Linked DNA regions of Homo sapiens: region 1 is linked to region 2. Evidence: read pairs that join two places in POLR2A ChIA-PET (ENCODE). Cell type or tissue: PC-3. All regions are shown on one strand. Links, peaks and the distances in the headings refer to the core of each region. The heading gives the core; the rest is flanking DNA. Region 1 has its middle 14 kb from the start of SCAF8. Region 2 holds the start of MIR1273C (microRNA 1273c).

Region 1 (10,261 bases), core at 1,160-9,159, 130 kb before region 2:
AGAGCCCTTTCTCTGCATAACTAACTCCTCTCTACTACTCTGCTCTGCAAATTCCGGCCACCTCAACCTTTCCAAAATCTGATCTGTCTCCTTAATTCAGCAAGACTTCTATGCTTTGTTTGGGTTCCCCCTTCCTATAATGTGATTCAGAAAGAGCTACTAGGCAGAAAGCAGAAGTATTGTTGTGATAACATCTTTGTTTTCCTGCTCTATTCTTCAATGTCCAATTGTCCAATATCTAGTTGTTCCATATAGTGTGTGTACATTTTCTGGTTATTTATACAAGAGGGTGCTGTGGTTTGAATGTGTCCTCCAAATTTCATGCGTTGGAAACTTAATCCTCAAATCCATACGTTGATTGAAGGTGGTATCTTCAGAAAGTAATGAGGATTAGGTAAGGTCATCAGGGTGAGGGCCCCATGATGCAACTGATGGCTTTATAAGAAGAGGAAGCAATGGCCAGCCATGGTGGCTCATGCCTGTAATCCCAGCACTTTGGGAGGCCAAGGCAGGTGGATCACCTGAGGTGAGGAGTTCAAGACCAGCCCAGTCAACATGGTGAAACCCCATCTCTACTAAAAATACAATGTTAGCTGGGTGTGGTGGCGCATGCCTGTAGTCCCAGCTACTCAGGAGGCTGAGACAGGAGAATCGCTTGAACCTGGGAGGCGGAGGTTGCAGTAAGCAGAGATTGCGCCACTGTACTCCAGCCTGGGTGACAGAGTGAGACTCCATTTCAAAAATATATAAAATAAAATAAAAATAAAGAGGAAGCAAGACTTGAGCTTATATACACACTCTTGCTCTCTCCCCATATGATGCTCTCTGCCATGTTCTGACACAGCAAATAGGCCCTCACCAGATGCCAGTGCCATGTTCTTGGACTTCCCAACATCTAGAACCATGAGCCAAATAAACTTCTTTTCTTTATAAATTACCTAGTCTATGGTCTGTTGTAGCAACAGAAAACGGATTAAGACAGAGGGCAAATATAGTTCCAGGTATTCTGTCATGGCAGGAAGTATAACACCCTCTACTGTTTTAGTTGCTATTTCACATGGTATTTTCCAAAATTAATTACATTTTCAAATATAACTTCCATATGTGGTCATATGGAAATGTAATTGTCTTGAACTCTTATTAATTCTATAATTTATCTGTAGACATTTTATAAGTTTTCTATATAGACATTTGTGTCAAAAATAATATTTTTTCTTTTTTGCTTTGGAATTTTAATTTTTTTCTTGCTGTATTGGCTTGGGTTTCCACAATAATGTAGAATAGAAGTGGTAATAGTGGATATTCTTTCTTATTCCTGCTTTTTAAAGGAATGTTTTAAGCATTAATATCACACATGATGTTTGCTATAGCTCTTTTTTAGATCCCAATGAAATAGATTAAATAAGTTGTCTTTTAAAATTAGTTCATGGGTTATTTTTGCGGTAAACTGAAAAAAAATCCCCCTCCTTCCAGTTATGTTTACTTCCTTTTTTCTTTTTTCTAATTTTTTTTTTCTTTTCCTCTGTCACCCAAGCTGGAGTACAGTGATGGTATCACAGCTTATAGCAGCCTTGATACCTGGGGTCAAGTGATTCTCTCACTTCAGCCTCCCAAGTAGCTGGGACCAAAGGCATGCACCACCATATCCAGATAATTTTTTTTGCTTTTTTTTTTTTTTTTTGAGACAGGGTCTTGCTCTGTCACCTAGGCTGGAGTGCAGTGATGCAATCTTGGCTCACTGCAACTTCTGCCTCCCGGGTTCAAGGAATTCCCCTGCCTCAGCCTCCTGAGTAGCTGGGATTACAGGCAAATGACACCATACCCAGCTAATTTTTGTATTTTTAGTAGAGATGGGGTTTCACCATGTTGGCCAGGCTGGTCTCGAACTCCTGACCTCAAGTGATCCACCTGCCTTGGCCTCCCAAAGTGTTGAAATTACAGGTGTGAGCCACCACACCTGGCTTTTTTTGCATTTTGTGTAGAGATGGGGTTTCACCATGGTGCCTAGGATGGTCTCAAACTCCTGGGCTCAAATGATATTCCTGCCTCTGCCTCCCAAGTGCTAGGACTATAGGCATGAGCCACCACGCCCAGCCCAATATTTACTTTCTAATCTCTAGAACCTGTGAATATTATCTTACACGGCAAATAGAGCAAAATTACGTGTCTTAGTTATTTTGTGTTGCTATAAAAAATACCTGAGGTTCCTGGTAGGAAAAAAAAAAAATAATATTTAAAAAAATACCTGAGGCTGGGAAATTTATAAAGAAAATAGGTTTATTTGGTTTGCTGTTCTGCAGGCTGTACAAGAAGTGTGGTGCTGACATCTGCTCCTCGGCTTCTGGTGTGGCCTTCGGCTGCTTCCATTCATGGCAGAAGGCACAGGGAAGCCTCATGTGCAGAGATCACATGGTGAGAGAGGAAGCAAGAGAGCAAGTTGGAGCCGGGCGTGGTGGTTCATGCCTGTAATCCCAGCACTTTGGGAGGACGAGGTGGGTGGATCACCTGAGGTCAGGAGTTTGAGACCAGCCTGGCCAACGTGGCGAAATCCTGTCTCTACTAAAAATACAAAAAATTTAGCCAGGTGTGGTGACGGGTGCCTGTAATCCCAGCTGCTGGGAAGGCTGAGGCAAGAAAATCGCTTGGACACGGGAGTCAGAGGTTGCAGTGAGCCAAGATTGTGCCACTGCACCCCAGCCTGGGCCACAGGGTGAGACTCTGTCTCAATTAAAAAAAAAAAAAAAAAAAAAAAAACAGAGCAAGGCGGGAGGTGCCAGGCTCTTTTTAACAACCAGCTCCTATGGGAACTAGTAGAGCAAGAACTCACTCACTTCCTCCCCTCCCCTTCAGGGAGGACATTAACCTATTCATGAAGGATCTGTCCCCATGACCAAACACCTCCCACTAGGCCCCACCTCCAACATTAAGGATCAAATTTCAACATGAGGTTTGGAAAGTCACATGTTCAAACTACAGCATTGTTGGCCAGATGCAGTGGCTCAAGCCTGTAATCCTACCATTTTGGGAGGCTGAGGCAGGCAGATCATCTGAGGTCAGGAGTTCAAGACCAGCCTGGCCAACAAGGTGAAACCCTGTCTCTACTAAAAATACAAAAATTAGCCAGGTGTGGTGCCATGTGCCTGTAATCCCAGCTACTGGGGAGGCTGAGGCAGGAGAATCACCTGAACCCAGGAGGCAGAGGTTGCAGTGAGCCGAGATCATGCCACTGCACTCCAGCCTGGGTGACAGAGCGAGACTCTGTCTCAAAAACAAAACAAAACAAAAATCCTATAATATTGCTTTATGTAGTAAAAGATATGACTAAGTTAAGGGTTTTCAGAGGAAGAGTTTATCCTGGATTATTTGGGTGGGCCCTAAATATGGTCACACAAATTCTTTTCTTTTTTTTTTTTTTTGAGATGGAGTGTCACTCTATTGCCCAGGCTGGAGTGCAGTGGCGTGATCTCGGCTCACCAAAACCTCAGTTTCCTGGTTTCAAGCATGTCTCGTGCCTTAGCCTCCTGAGTAGCTGGAATTCCAGGTATGCACCACCAAGCCCAGTTAATTTTTGTATTTTTAGTAGAGGCAGGGTTTCACCATGTTGGCCAGGCTGGTCTCAAACTCCTGGCCTCAAGTGATGCACCTGCCTCGGCCTCCCAAAGTGCTGAAATTACAGATGTGAGCCCAGCCACAAATTCTTTTAAAAGAGAGGCAGAGCAAGATTTTACACAGACAGACACAGAGGAGAAGGCCACGTGAAGACAGAGTCAGAGATTGGAGTGATGTGGCCACAAGCCAAGGAATGCTCCAGAAGCTGAGAAAGGCAAGGAACAGATTCTCCCATAGAGCTTCTGAAGGGAGGCTGACCCTGCCAACACCTTGATTTTGGACTTCTAGCCTTCAGAACTTTGAGAAAATAAATTCTGTTTAATTGCCAAATTTATAGTAATTTGTTATAGCAGCCACTGACAACTAATATTTTGATTTAATAAATGATGCTTAATCACATCTGATATGGTTTGGCTCTGTATCTCCACCCAAATATCACCTTAAATTGTAGTTCCCATAATCTCCATGTGTCATGGGAGGGACAGAGCAGGAGGTAATTTAATCACGGGGGTGGTTGCCCTCATGCTGTTCTCTTCATAGTGAGTGAGTTCTGCCAAGATCTGACAGTTTTATCGGGGCTTTTCCCTCTTTTGCTCAGCAATTCTCCTTCCTGCCGCCATGTGAAGAAGGACATGTTTGCTTCTCCTTCCACCATGATTGTAAGTTTCCTGAGGCCTCCCCAGCCCTGCAGAACTGTAAGTCAATTAAACCTCTTCTTCTATAAATTACCCAGTCTTGGGTACGTCTTTATTAGCAGTGTGAGAACAGACTAATACAACATCAGATGCATTTTTTGCATCTACTGATATAATTTTTCTCTTTTAATTTCTTAATGTGAATTATATCAATGGATTTTTCTAATGTCAAAGCAATTCTACATTCCTACATGAAGTCCAACTGGCTCATGATCTATATCTGTATGTATGTATGTTTCATCTGTCTTTTCTGCTGATTCTCATTCATGGTATATGACTTCCTCATCAGCTTAATTATTTTTACTATGTAATATGTAATACTCATTTTGGTAGGCAGAATAATGCCCTCCCCACAAGATGTCCACATCCTAATCTGCATGAATGGCAAAAGAGAATTTACAGATGTAATTAAACTCAGGGTCTTGAGTTGCAGAGATTATCCTGGATTACCTGTGTGAACCCAATGTAATCACATAAATAAGTCCTTATAAATGAAAGAGGGAGGCAGGAGATGTGAGAGAAAGAAGTGTGACTAGGGAAGTTATGGCAGAGAGACTTGATGTGAGAAGGACTTGAGCCATCCTTACTGGCTTTAAAGATTCATTAAGGTACCACTAGCCAAGGAATGCAAGAAGCTCTTAGAAACTGGAAAAGGGCAAGGTAGTGGATTCTGCCCTAGAAGCTCCTGTCAGAAGAAAAGCATCCCTGATGACATCTGGATTTTAGTCCAATGAGACGAGTATGGACTCCTGACTTCAAGAGCTGTAAGATAATAGGCCAGGCACAGCAGCTCATGCCTGTAATTCCAGTACTTTGGGAGGCCGAGGCAGGTGGATCACCTTAGATCAGGAGTTTGAGACCAGCCTGGCCAACATGGTGAAACCCTGTCTCCACTAAAAATACAAAAAAAAATTAGCTGGGCGTGGTGACGGGCGCCTGTAATCCCAGCTAATCAGGAGGCTGAGGCAGGAGAATCACTTGAACCTGGGAAGCAGAGGTTGCAGTGAGCCGAGATCACGCCTTTGCAGTCCTTCAGCCTGGGTGACAAGAGTGAAACTCTGTTTCAAAAAAAAAAAAAAAAAAAAGAGCTGTAAGATAATAAATGTGTGTTATTTTAAGTCACCAAGTTTATGGTAAGTTGTTACAGCAACAATGGAAAATTAACACACTCATTATCCTTGAGAATTTATTTGCAGGATTTCCTTATAGCTTTAGATGAAGGAGCAGTCCTGCAGAGAGGTCTTGCATTGACTTATCCTAGGTGCCTAAGGGCACTATTCTGAGAACACTTTAAACTACATTTAGGGCTTAAGGTAATGCACTTTTGTTTTTTTTTTTTTGAGAGGGTCTCGCTCTGCACCCAAGCTGAGTGTGGTGGTGCAATCTCAGCTTACTGCCGCCTCTACCCGCTGGTCTCTTCCACCTCAGCCTCCCCAGCAGCTGGGACCACAGATGGGGACCACCAAGCCTGGCTATTTTTTGTATTTTTTATGGAGATGAGGTCCCCCTATGTTGCCCAGGCTAATCTTGAACTCTGGGGCTCAAGTGATTCTCCTGTTTGGCCTCCCAAAGTACTGGGATTACATGCATGAGCCACCACACCTGGCCAGGTAATATACTTTTGAGCTGCAAATCCATGCAGAGGCTAGGCTGTGTTATACTTCTCAGCACTGTCCCGTCTTTGCTCTCTTTAGACAAACAAATTTTTCTCAGAGTCCCCTAGGGTAGAGAAAGGAATGAATTTACTTCTGTTTTGCCCTAATCCTGGGCTGTAGCCCTTTGAGGGGGCCAGCTTGATATGAGGAGACTCCCAAATCAGCCTTCCCAACATGTAGTCCCCCTAGGCTTTGACTCTTGCCCCCTTTACCCCAGGAGACTATCAAAACCCAAAGTTCAAGTTTGTCTAAAATGGAAACTGCTCTCGAGGAACAGTCAGTTTCAGGTTCTACTTGCCTGTCTGAGTTCTTACTTTTAGGATTTGTCCTGCTTTTAGTGATTTCAAAGTTTTTAAGATTTCTTTCCTTCCTTTCTTCCTTCCTCCCTCCCTCCCTCCCTCCCTTCCTTTCTTCCTTCCTCTCTTTTTTTTTTTTTTTTTTTTTTTTTGGAGTTTCATTCTTGCCCAGGCTGGAGTGCAGTTGTGTGATCTCCGCTCACTGCAACATCTGCCTCCTGGGTTCAAGCGATTCTCCTGCCTCAGCCTCCCAAGTAGCTGGGACTACAGGTGTGAACCACCACTCCTGGCTAATTTATATGTTTTTAGTAGAGATGGGTTTTCACCATGTTGCTCAAGCTGGTCACCAACTCCTGACGTCAGGTGATCCCCCCACCTCAGCCTCCCAAAGTACTGGGATTACAGGCGTGAGCCAATCACCTGGCCTTTATTCTTTATTTCTGTTTTTGTTTTAGAGATGAAGTCTTTCTCTGTCACCCATGCTGGAGTACACTGATGTGATCAGAGCTCACAGTACCTTGAACTCCTGGGCTTCAGTGATCCTCCTGCCTGGGACTCCCAGAGCACTGGGATTATGGGTGGGAGCCACCTTGCCTGGCCAGATTTTTTTCCTTTTAGCCAGCATTTGTTGTTTTTTTCAGTAATGGGGCTGGTCTGAATAACCCAGTCCACCATATTCCAGGAAATCTATTGAAAATTTTATATTCTGAATCTGTCAGTTCCACCAGCTGAACATTTTGCTGGTCTGATTCTGCTGTCTGTTGCTTCTGTTGGCTTTTACTCATGATGCTTTGTTTTCCTGTTAAATAGTTAATTGTAATTTTATTTGCTTTCCTTTTTTTTTTTTTTTTTTTTTGAGACGGAGTCTCACTCTGTCGCCCAGGCTGAAGTGCAGTGGCGTGATCCCAGCTCAATGCAACTTCCACCTCCCAGGTTCAAGTGATTCTCTTGCCTCAGCCTCCCAAGTAGCTGGGATTACAGGAGTGCATCACCATGCCCAGTTAATTTTTGTATTTTTATTAGGGACGGGGTTTTGCCACGATGGTCAGGCTGGTCTCGAACTCCTGACCTCAGGTGATCTGCCCACCTTTGCCTCCCAAAGTGCTGGGATTACAGGCGTGAGCTACTGTGCCCCATCTAAAGGTGCTTTCCTCTGAGAGAATTTGCAGATCCTCTGTCAATTGCCTGGAGGCATGGCAACCCAGTACCAAACGACTTTCTTTGCTTGAGGTTTTTCGCGTCACCCAAGAATTATGAATTGGACCACAAACTTGCATGAGGTATGACTTGTGGTTCAGAGGAATTTTTTTCCCCTCTCTCTCCATTAGTTCCGATGTTGAGACAGGCACATTTCTTTGCTGCTCCCCACCCACACCTACAGACGAGCTTTGTGTATTGTCCTCCATAAGTTGGTCATCTCATGTCCTGTATACTTGTCTTTGATGGCTATCAGAATCAAAGCTTGGTGACATCAGGGACTGGTAGATGATCACAGTATTCTGACATTTCAGGTCTTCCTTATTTCTCTGGATTCCTGCTTCCACTTGCTTGGCCTTTGAGGATTCTTTTTCATTTCTATCAAATGAAAGATGAATTTAAAAAGAAAATTTGGCCAGGCATGGTGGTGAACATCTGTAATCCCAGCACTTCCAGAGGTCAAGGTGGGAGGATTGCTTGAGCCTAGGAGTTTGAGGCTGCAGTGAGGTATGATCATGCCACTACATTCTAGCCTGTTTGATAGAGTCAGACCATGTCTCTAACAAGAGAAAATTTAGCCAAGCGCAGTGGCTCACACGTGTAATCTCAGCACTTTGGGAGGCCAAGGAGGGAGAAGTGCTTGAGCCCAGGAGTTTGGGACCAGCTTGAGCAACATAGTGAGACCTTGTCTCTACCAAAAAAAAAAAAAAAAAAAAAATTAGCCAGGTGTAGTGGCACAAACCTGTAGTCCTAGCTACTCAGGAGGCTGAGGCAGGAGGATTGCTTGATCCCAGGAGGTCGAGGCTGCAGTAAGCCATGATCACACCACTGCACTCCAACTGGGTGACAGGGCAAGACCCTGTCTCAAAGCAAAACAAAACTCAGTGAGATGCCCCTTCTCATCCACTAGGATGGACATGAAAGAAAAAAAATAAAACAGCCAAACAAACAAAACAGAAAAAGTACAAAAGAAAGTAAGTATTTTAATTAGTATTGATAGTTATACAACACAAGTATTTAGGAACTCTGGTCTGCCATTCTTCCAGAAATCTATCATTTTAAGGTGTCAACTGTCCCCGGGAGTTAAGAGGGCCATGATTGTAGATCCTAAAGACTATGCAGGGTGTCCTGACCCCAGAGATAAGATTAGGTTCCATTTCACCATCATTTTGTGCTTCAAATGCTAATTCTTTCAATGTCCACACTCGATTCTCTTTTATAACTCTTTGTGATTACTAATCCATTCTTCTCTACAAATCTTTTAAAATAAATCAAAACAAAAATGACAAGGTGGTAAGATGTATGCTTTTTTTTTTTTTTTTTTTTTTTTGAGATGGAGTCTCACTCTTGTCACCCAGGCTGGAATGGAGTGCAGTGCAGTGGCACCATCTCTTCTCACTGCAACCTCCACCTCCCAGGTTCAAGCAGTTCTCCTGCCTCAGCCTCCCAGATAGCTGAGATTCCAGGTGCCCGCCACCACACCTGGCTTATTTTTTGTATTTTTAGTAGAGATGGGGTTTCACTATGTTGGCCAGGCTGGTCTCGAACTCCTGACCTTGTGATCTGCCCACCTTGGCCTCCCAAAGAGCTGGAATTACAGGCGTGAGCCACTGCGCCTGGCCTCAAACCATTTTTTAAATGATGCCTGCCAAGGTCCAAACAATTTAACAAGTACTTATGTCCTAGCAACTTAGTAACCACTTGAAAAAAGTAATACACGTAAATAGAAGAAAATAATTTTTTTTTCTTTCTTTCTTTCTTTTTTTTTTGAGACAGAGTCTCGCTGTGTCACCCAGGCTGGAGTGGAGTGGTGCCATCTCAGCTCACTGCAACCTCCGCCTCCCTGGTTCCAGCGATTCTCCTGCCTCACCCTCCCCAGAAGCTGGGACTACAGGCATGTGCCACCACGCCCGGCTAATATTCGTGTGTGTGGTTTTTTTTTTTTTTTTTTTTTTTGTAGAGACAGAGTTTCACCATATTGGCCAGCCTGGTCTTGAACTACTGACCTCGTGATCCTCCTGCCTCAGCCTCCCAAAGTACTGGGATTACAGGCATGAGCCACTGCATCTGGCCTATTTTTTTCATTTTTAAATAAGCACAATGACATAACAATGGAGTGTGTATGCCTGTCCAGCACTTCACAACTCTCAAAGCCTTGAAATCAGATTGAACAATTCCACTCTTTTTTCTGCACACATCAATTTTCACTCACTATTTCCCTTTTATCCCAACAACTGTCAGAAACCCAACTTCACAAAGGAGTGAACATAGTACAATCTGATGCTGAAATTGTGAATTCCCTTGAGCTAGTAGTTCCTGTGGTGTCTGAAGCATTGGTATGTTTCCCTGGACATCTTCTCTGTTCCTTCTATGGTTCATTCCTTTGAATTTGTTGCTGTGCCTCAGGACACACTGGAGCATAGTTTAGCAACCATGCTCTTAACCCTTTGGCCCTTTTAACTACTATTTTCTCTTTCTCTTCTCTACAACTTTTTTTTTTTTTTTTTTGAGACGGAGTCTCGCTCTGTCGCCCAGGCTGGAGTGCAGTGGCGGGATCTCGGCTCACTGCAAGCTCCGCCTCCCGGGTTCACGCCATTCTCCTGCCTCAGCCTCCCAAGTAGCTGGGACTACAGGCGCCCGCCACTACGCCCGGCTAATTTTTTTGTATTTTTAGTAGAGACGGGGTTTCACCGTTTTAGCCGGGATGGTCTCGATCTCCTGACCTCGTGATCCGCCCGCCTCGGCCTCCCAAAGTGCTGGGATTACAGGCGTGAGCCACCGCGCCCGGCCCAACTTTTTTTTTTTAATC
Region 2 (10,261 bases), core at 1,042-9,041:
TATTTGTGTCTAGACTGCTCCTTGGCATGTTTCCAAATCATTTTTGTTTCCTTTGGGAGAATAGAGACATAACAGCTGTAGGGATGACCATGATTGCTGTGTGAACAAGTTTGTCTTCAGTAAATGTGTTTGCCTACTTGGATGTAGGCCTGCATATTATTTTTGAAGTCAGATTTTGGGTAAAGCTCATGGACTTTTTCTAAAATGCTCCCTATCTTAGACCATCAAATGAGGCGTCATGTGTGCAGGTCAGGTTGCAGTTAGAGATACATTTGAATGATGTCGCCCACATTGGTCTTTGGAATGTGGAATCTTTTTTTTTTTGTCCTTTCATTAGTACATGTAGCAGATCTGAAAGAGAATTCAGCTTGAATTTTCTCTGTTTGGAAGAGAATTGGTAATGTATCCAAAGCACTTCTCTTTTCATACTCAAGTTAACTTCAAATGGTTGTAGAGCCTACAGGGATTTTATTTAGCCATAATGAAACTGATTATGACCAACAGTTGGCTTCTAATAACAAATGTTACATTTTTGAAAATGTGCAGATTTTGAGGTTTATCACAGGTGAGAATCTGTCCTATCTGAGATTGTTGTTTCAGCATATTTTAGAGTGATACTCACGTTGAGATGCATTAGATCTCTTAAGGAAAATTGCTAAGTGCAAATTCAGTTCTGTGAGCTGCACATAAAGGTGCTTCAGTCACTTTGTGATTGTAGGAAAAAGAGAACTTTCTAGGGCATGGTTTTATAGTTTTATGTCTTTGGAGGTTTTTGGTTTGTTGTTACTGTTTTTAATGATTCCGCTCTGTCACCCAGGCTGGAGTGCAGTGGTACAATCATAGCTTGCTTCAGCCTTGAACTCCTGGGCTCAAGTGATCCTCCCACCTCAGCCTCTCAAGTAGCTGGGATTACAGGTGGGGGCCACTGTGCTGGCTGGGAGATATTTAAAGACATAAGTTTCTCTCAGATCACTTTCCTTGTTAATAATGCTGACAAATGCTAGGAGTTGTTATCTTACATCTGGTCTCTTCACTTTTATGAGTGCCATGGAACTCATAAGCTGTATTGTGAGCAAGTGTATTTTCAACCTTCTCAGGAAGTTTAAGATTGTTAAAACAAATTTTTAAGAAGTAAAGACTGTATTTAGAAGATAAAGTTGAAGGGAGATTCAATTAGTTACAACATCTTTGGATCCGTTGTTTCTTACAGTGTGCAGTAATTAAGCTTTCAGGACACAAGGTACAAATACTAGTAATAATACGGACTCATCTCCAAAAGTATAGGAAAGTTAATGTGACAGTGTTTCAAAGATGATGCCTAATTTTAAACACCAGATTATTTTTGTGTCTTAAAAATCAAAGTTTTGATTGTAATGGATAGGGTTTGGGGTAAATAAAATATAGAAGCCTTCCTATTGAAGACTTTACAAAATTATCATCAAATTGTATACTCTGGTTAAAAAAAGATAGATTCAATTTCTAACCTTAAAACTCTTCTTTGGGCAAACAAAAAGGTGGGTTCTCAGGGTCAGAACACTTTTCAGGATGACCCCATTTCTTAAGTTGTTGGAAATAATATTTTGATAAGGTCCTTCAGTTCCTTCTTCATGCCTCAGGTTCCTTTTGTGTACTGTTTTGTGGAGAGCCCATAAAGAGACGAGACATACACTTGCCTTTTAAGTCTGGGAGGAGGAAAAGTATTTCTGATACCCAGTTTTGCCTTCCCGTAGGTGAATTTCACCAAGTTACTTCAAAACTTTTCTACTCACCACAACACATGCCACCTTTACCATCTTACTCCCCTCCCAGCAGAGAAACTTGCCTCTTTTCCTTATGTAACTAGTAGATGGGACTATAGTAATTTGTTTCAGTAACCTCTCAACTCATTTAAATGATCTGGTCTCTGCCTCAAGACCAGTGGTTCTCAGCTAGAGTTGATTTTGCTTTTTCTCCGCCCAGGGGACAGTTAGCAGTTTTTGGAGACACTTTCTGGTTATCACAACTTGGTGTGGGGTACTGCTGGCATCCAGTGAATATTAGAGATTAGGGTGCTGCTAAATATTCTATAGCGCATAGGGTGGCACCACCCCATAACAAAGAACTGTCCCCAAATGTCCGGAGTGCCCAGGCTGGGAAACCTTGCTCTAGTTTTAGACATAACACGCTGTAGGTCCTGAGCAAATTTTTAATTATCCTGGTTCACTCAGAACACTGCATCATCAAATGTCTTCTCTTTCCTGTATTTTTTAATTTTTTATTATTATTTTTAGATGGAGTTTCACTCTCGTTGCCCAGGCTGGAGTGCAATGGTGCATCTCAGCTCACTGCAACCTCCGCCTCCTGGGTTCAAGTGATTCTCCTGCCTCAGCCTCCCGAGTAGCTGGGATTACAGGCATGCGCCACCACGCCTGGCTAATTTTGTGTTTTTAGTAGAGACGGGGTTTCTCCATGTTGGTCAGGCTGGTCTTGAACTCCCGACCTCAGGTGATCCGCCTGCCTCGGCCTTCCAAAGTGCTGGGATTACAGGCGTGAACCACCGCGCCCAGCCTTCCTGTATTTTTTTAAAACTCTCTCTCTTCACTGACACCAGGTGTTGCTATTAATGTGCTCAAATCTCTCACTTATAAAAAAGAATAAAACCTCTCTCTTTTCTAGTTACTGGTCTGTTTATTCTTTTGTAGAATGATCTTTGGGAAGAGTGTTTTCATTTATCCCAGTCTCTTCATCTTTTATTCCTTAGTGCACTGTCGTTGACTTTTGACCCCACCAATCCATTGAAATTTCTTTCCAAAGTCACTAGTGATCTATTGACCAAATCTAGCAGCCATTTTCATTGCTTATCTTACTTGATAGCACCACAGATTTAATGTTAGTGACTACTTTCTTGAAACTACTCCCTTGACTTTGCAGACCACTCTCCTGTGCCCATCGTCAGTGTTTCTTTTTTGAATTCTACAACTTCCCATGTGGTTCCATCTGTTCACACATGTTCATGCCCACATGAGCTCACTTAGGACCAACATACCAGTGAGTACACCATTGATACTCAGGTCTGCCTGACTTTCTACCTAGATAGCTTATAAGTATCTCAGGCTTAATCTCTATATTTTCTCTTCCTAATTCCCGCCAAAAATGTTTTCTCTTTTCCCAGTGGTTGACATTCCCATTCTTTCCATCTCCCAAGTTAGAGACTAGGAAACTATTCTCTTTTGCTCTCATCCCTTAGTAACAAAGTGGTTAGGATTTTTACTCACTAAACATAACTGAAATTTGCATTTCCATTGCCTTTGCCTTGGTTCAGTCCTGTTTTTTGCGGGGGACGGAATTTCGCTCTTGTTGCCCAGGCTAGAGTGCAGTGGCATGATCTTGGCTCACTGCAACCTTTGCCTTCCAGTTTCAAACGATTCTCCTGCCTCAGCCTCCCAAGTAGCTGGGATTACAGGCGCATGCCACCATGCCCAGCTAATTTTTGTATTTTTAGTAGAGATAGGGTTTCACCATGTTGGCCAGGCTGGTCTCGAACTCCTGACCTCGTGATCTGCCCACCTTGGCCTCCCAAAGTGTTGGATTACAGGCGTGAGCCACTACGCCCGGCCTTGATTCAGTCCTTCGTTGACAGTTCCAGTGGCTTCAAAACTATCTTCCAGGCTCAACACTGACAAACACAACTTCTGCAATGCTTACCAGAGTAATTTTTCCAGAATTTTCCTAGGTGAAGAGAGAGCGTAGCATCTGGAGCTTACGTTGCCAGAGTTTGAATTGAGGGCAAATCATTTTTCTTTTTGGTGCTTCAGAATTCTCAGTGGGAATGAACATGTTAGTACCAATTTTATAAGGTTGATGTAGAGTTAAGTGACTGAGTACATGTAAAGCTCTTGAAACAGTTTCTGGGTAAATAATGTTAGCTGCTATTAGTTTATACGATCATTAATGTTGTAATACACATCTGAACACACCTACCAAAAGTTCTTCATTTCTGTGGTAACCTACCAAATAAAATTTAAACTGCTTATTCTGACTTGCTGGACTCATCATGACCTAACTCTGTTTACTTTTCCAGTTTCTTATCTGATCTCTGCTGTAAATACGATGTGTTTCAGCAATTTGATACCCTTAGCAGTTCCTCCAGAGTGCTTTTACTGCTTGACTGTTTCTTCTCCCTGAAATGCTGTCCCCATCTATACCGTATAGACTCCTACTTGTTGACCTGTTTGCTTTTTTGATTTTAAGCAAATGAGCTCTTTGAGGACAGAGATCTTATTAATGCTTATGTCTGACTCATAGTACACATTTAGTAAAAATTTGTTGAAAGCATAAATGAACATTTAAAAAACGAGAAGAGACTGGGCACAGTACACTCCCAGCACTTTGGGAGGCTGAGGTAGGAAGATTGCTTAAGCCCAGGAGATCGAGACCAGCCTGAGCAACAACGTAAGACTCCATCTCTACAAAAAACCTAAAAATATTAGCCAGGTATGGTGGTGTGCCCTGGTGGTTCCAGCTACTTGGGAAGCTGAGGTAGGCAGATCACTTGAAGATCAGTTGAGCCCAGGAGGTCAAGGCTTCAGTGAGCTATGTTCACGCCTCTGCACTGCAGCCTGGGCGACAAAACGAGACCCTGTCTTTTTTTTTTTCTGAGACAGAGTCTCGTTCTGTTGCCCAAGCTGGAGTGCATGATCTCACCTCTCTGCAACCTCCGCCTCAGTACCAAGTAGCTGGGACCACAGGTGCTTGCCACCATGCCTGGCTAATTTTTTTTTTCTTTTTTTCTCTGAAGACGGGGTTTCACCATGTTGGCCAGACTGGTCTTGAACTCCTGACCTCAGGTTATCCACCTGCCTTGGCCTCCCGAAGTGCTGGGATTACAGGCGTGAGCCACTGCACCCAGCCCAAGACCCTGTCTTCAAAACAAAACCTAGAAGAATCAAACCACTGAAATCTGGAAAAATTAGTTACTTGCTACACAAAGCCTTGCACCAGCAACTTCAGCATCACTTGGAAGCTTATGATGCTCAGAATCTTAGGCTCCATCCCAGAGTCACCGAATCAGGATCTGCGTTTTTAAAAGATCCTCAAGTGATTCATAGGTGTGATAAAATTTAGTTGTAGTTCATTTATCTTTTCCCCAACAAACACAAGTTTTCATATATTCGAAGTCTTATTTTTGATGTTACTATAGATTAAAAGAATTTTGTAAATAAGCTTAGTGACAAGAAAAGTGAAACAAATTTAAAAATAGCAGTTAAACTGAATAATGATTTTGTTTCCTCCTAAGACAACAGTTAGCAGAAGTCATATGTACAGTTGTTTCTGAAGGTGAGATCATTTTTTAACTAGAGCTGCTCCATGGTGTATTTAAGAGTTTTATTTGATACCATCTCTGGTAATATTAGAGCCTTGAGAGCATGTCTCATATGAATATTTTTATTTTGCCTATAGATTGAATTTCATGAAATGTTGAGGTGGAAGTCTGTGGATTAGGACTGAGGGAATACCTTCTTTGGTTCTTTCTGATTTTTTGACAGGCTTCCCTAAGTTTGTCCTAGGCCTCACTCTACCTTAGTAGATACTGGCAATGTGCCCATTAGGAGAGAATAGAATTCAGTAAAATGTGAAAGGTTTTTAAAAAGTGTCATTGATAAATAAGATGAAAAGATTGGAAACCATCAAAGCTTTATTACTTAAAAGTTAACGTAGGCACTATGTTCAGCTCAAGTACCTTAAGAGGTATGTCTTCGTGCTTACACATCAACATACAGAGGTTAATGTTGTTATATGGCACAACTTTTGTGTAGGAAATGTTTCAGTCACAGTATTAAAGTTTCTATTAAAATATTTCTAAAAATATGGGAAATGTGACATTTTAAATTAATGGGCCTGAAAAAAATAGCTTAAAGTTAAATGTTTTTATCGGATTATAAGAGTTCCAAGTTTCTTTCTAGATTATTTGAAATAGTTTACAAAATGCTATTTTAAACAGACTTTCAACCTGTTTCAAAACTCAAATATAGATGCCTGAGGGTTGAGAGAAAGAGAGTGTGTTACCACATGTTTATCATTGGAATGTAGAAACAAATTCATACTCAATTCAGCAAATACTTATTGAATAATATATATATTTCAGATGCCTTGATAAAAATTGGTGACAGTAGGTAATTGAGAAAGATATTACGTTATTGACAGAACACAGTTCCTGCCTTCAAGGAGTTTACCTTTTAGTGAGAAACAACCAGTAAATTCTATTTCAATATAATGTATGAATTGCTGTAACAGATTGGGTACGTAAGATACAGCTAGAACATAGAGAAAGGATGCTAGTTGCTAGATTTTCATTAGAAGATGCATTTTTGTTTCAGCAAATTAACTTCCTAAGTCTCAATATCCTCATCTATAAAACTAGAAATAAAAAGTACCTGGAAGACTCATTTTGAGGGTCAAATGAAAATACATGTGCAGTGCTTAGTACAATACATAAAACAGACTGCATAATAAATGTTGACTGCTGCTAATACTTAGTGGCCATTACTTAGGAAATCTTTCCTTCTGTCTTTGTGATTTCTGCTTCCCTTTCTTCTTTATTTATTTATTTTATTTTTAATATTCGTAGCCCTAGTCCATGGATTTGAAGGAAACATTGCTAAAATCATGGAGGTAAAATTTAGGTTTCTTTGGACATTTCTTTTCTCCTATTGTCCCTTCCCTGCCCACCCAACATGAATAACCCTAGTCTCCTCTTTAACTTTTGAAAGTTTCCGGAACAGTAATGGTAGGGTCCTTTTACAGCATGATGTCACGTGTTACTCAAGACTTGTACTGTCCAGTATGGTAGCCTTTAGTCACCTATTGCTATTTAAATTTATAAAAAATTAAAAATTCAGTTCCTCAGTCACACCAGTCACACTTAAATGCTCAACAGCCACATTAGCTAGTGCCTACCAAATTGAGCGGCACAAGTACAGAACATTTCCAGGAGGTCCTATTTTATAGCGTTACTCTAGAAGAGCAATTGCTGATAACATAGGCTGTTTACCTTAATTAAAATTATATGATTCAGAATTCTCTGTCCCAAACTATATTTAAATTTTTTTTTTTTTTTAATTCTCACTTCTGGTTAGTTTCCATTAAGGAGTTACCATGCTTCACAATGCTGATTCTTATTTTTATAAATATAAACTCTACATTGGTATTTCAATTTGTGTTTTAAGTCTTACTAAAATGTCTTGGGGTGTTTTTTTCAAATATAATTCAGTGAAGTTTTCAGACTCTTTTAAGTCACATCTTTAAAATGCTATTTCTGATTAAAGATAACGTAACATAATGTTGCGATAAATATGTATTCTGCTCTACAATAAATATATAGACTGCTTTACTCCCTTCTTTCTTCTTCAGTCTTTTATGTATTATATTTGCCTTTTCTGAGCAATTCAGCTTGCTTTTTCCAAATACAGTATTCAGTTAGGGTGTTTCATACACCAGCTGCCATTTACATCTATGTTATTACCTATGGCAGACACCTACACATGCTGACAGACAATTTTAAGTCAGTCAGTCCATCCTTAAGGTTACCAAAAGACCAGAAAGATTATCTACTGACTGCTGCTGGGCAGATTTTACACTGAGTTTGAAGTGTTCAGTTATATATAACATTCTGGCTCAGTTCGTCAAGAACTCATCCATAATTCTTCCTGGAAGTGTCCTCATGTGCAACTGTCAGGATCTTTCCAGAGAGACTTTTAAAAAAATTCTGTAACCCTAAAAATGATGTTTGCTACTTTTTGATTTGTTGCAATATAAACAGGTAATATTTACAGACAATATAAGTAAATACTGAGTTCCTTTTCATACTATGAACTACGTTATTGCTATGTTGACCTGTTGAGTTCACTGTATACTTTATGAAGCCATATTCTCAACAATATATCATGATATCAATGATCTTTAGTAATTAGTCTTTTATTCTGAAAGATTGGGCACCAGATCAGAGTTGAAGAGAAAGTGAATAAGCCTTTAATGTTTTAACAATATCTTGGAGTTTGAAAACACCATAGAGATCACTGGCTGTATTTTTTAGAAAAGAAAAAATTTAAAAGAAATTGTGACTTATAGTCATGGGCCTACGTAGCAGTTTTCTTTTTTAATGTATACTTTATTCCATATAAGTTGGTATATAATGTTTACAATTTACACATCTCTATAGAAATGCAATGAACAAATTTGAATTCAGAGAGACTCAAAGAGGGCCAGTTACTTCATGTCTCATTGTCTCAGTTTTTTTTTTTTTTAATGTAAAATGGGCCAATTATTGTGTTGAGCTTAAGTGTTTGTTTTGAAGACCTAAAGAGTAATGCATGGTACTAACACATGCCACAGCATGGTTGAATCTTGATGATACTGTGCTAAGTAAAAGAAGCCAGACACAGGCTGGACGCGGTGGCTCACGCCTGTAATCCCAGCACTTTGGGAGGCTGAAGTGGGTGGATCACTTGAGGTCAGGAGTTTGAGACCAGCCTGACCAACATGGTGGAACCCTGTCTTTACTAAAACTACAAAAAAATTAGCTGGGCGTGGTGGTGTGCGCCTGTAATCCCGGCTACTTGGGAGGCTGAAACAGGAGAATCGCTTGAACTTTGGAGGCAGAGGTTGCAGTGAGCCGAGATCGTGCCATTGCACTGCAGCCTGGGCGACGAGCTGAAACTCCATCACACACACACACACACACACACACACACACACACACACACACACACTGAAACTCCATCTCACACACACACACACACAGACACAAAAGATCACATATTACGATTTATTTATATGAAATGTCCAGAAAAGCCAAGTCAGTAGAGACAGAAAATAGATAAGTGGTTACCAGTGGCTTAGGGGTGAGGGGGTGGGAAAGAATGGAGAGTGACTGCCGATGGGTACAGTTCCCTTTCAGCATGATGACAATGTTCTGAAATTCGTGGTGGTGGTGGTGGTTATACATCTTTGTCAACATACTTAGAACTACTGAGTTGTACACTTGATAAAGGTGAAATGTATCATATGCGAATTGATACCTCACTAAGAAGAAAAACAGTAATGCATGTAAAGTACTTAGCAGGTACCTGTTACATAATAAGCTTTTTTTTTTTTTTTTGGGACGGAGTCTCATTCTGTCACCCAGGCTGGAGTGTGGTGGTGCAATCTCAGCTCACTGCAACCTCCGCCTCCCAGGTTCAAACGATCCTCCCGCCTCAGCCTCCCAAGTAGTTGGGACTACAGGCATGCGCCACCGTGCCCGGCTAATTTTTGTATTTTTAATAGAGACAGGCTTTCACCATGTTGGCCAGGCTGTCTCAATAAGCTGTCTTTATAAAGATTTTTGGCTACAGTTATTAGGAACCATTTGTGAATTTTAAGAAAAGAATGCAGAAAAACTAGGAAGTATAGGCTGGGCGGGGTGGCTCACGCCTGTAATCCCAGCAGTTTGGGAGGCCGAGGCAGGTGGATCACCTAAGGTCAGGAGTTCGAGACCAGCCTGGCCATCATGATGAAACCCCATTTCTACTACAGATACAAAAATTAGCTGGGCATGGTGGCGGGCGCCTTATAATCCCAGCTGCTCGGGAAAGTGAGGCAGAAGAATCGCTTGAACTCGGGAGTCGGAGGTTGTGGTGACCTGAGATCGCATCATTGCACTCCAGCCTGGGAAACAAGAGTAAGACTCAGTCTCAAAAAAAAAAAAAAAAAAAAAAAAAAAGAAAAGAAAAGAAAAACTGGAAAGTGTAATATTTAGTATTGTATTTTATTTTACTACCTGAAATACAAATAATTTAACCACTAATGGCATATTTTAATTACTTTTTCAGCAGTAGAATATAAAAAAGATATTTACTAACACTAGTTTCCAAATTCAGGTAATCATAGTGAGTTTTTTGCAAGAAAGAATCCCATGTTTTAGTCAGTATTACAGTACTATTTCAATACTTTTCTTAATATGAATATATAAGCCATTAAAATGGCAGATTATATGTTGTATACATTTTACCATATTTTTAAAAATAATAAATACTAAGTCTTGTAAGAGCTTTTAATCCTTGAGAAGCCTTCTTTCTCTGTGTATTGTCCTGTCCTTTTTATTATTTCAGAAAAAGGTAATCATAGTGATAGAAATCTTTAATGATGGCAGTTTATATGTATCTTTAGTTTGTGGCTTTTAAAATGAAAATTATTACAGCTGATATCTAATATACGTATCTACTAGGTACTGAATAGGGCACCC

Evidence for each region. ChIA-PET counts read pairs that join two places held together with the same protein. Peaks named below come from ENCODE experiments on the same cell type or tissue, not always from the same donor. Only the 100,000 strongest peaks of a DNase experiment are listed, where the experiment ranks them.
Region 1: POLR2A ChIA-PET joins it to region 2 with 6 read pairs; 2 of 35 experiments call an interaction of 5 or more read pairs at or near these places.

The regions. Positions count from the first base shown.
Region 1 is chr6:154,714,125-154,724,385 of GRCh38, forward strand. No RefSeq gene overlaps it. Among named protein-coding and RNA genes, the nearest start is that of SCAF8, 14 kb to the right of the region's middle. In PC-3, for the core only: no CTCF peak of the experiment used is centred there; a DNase peak (open chromatin) is centred at 7,557; H3K27ac peaks cover 377 bases.
Region 2 is chr6:154,848,768-154,859,028 of GRCh38, forward strand. MIR1273C (microRNA 1273c) reads left to right here and starts at 4,593; the gene lies at 4,593-4,669. In PC-3, for the core only: no CTCF peak of the experiment used is centred there; a DNase peak (open chromatin) is centred at 4,064; H3K27ac peaks cover 498 bases.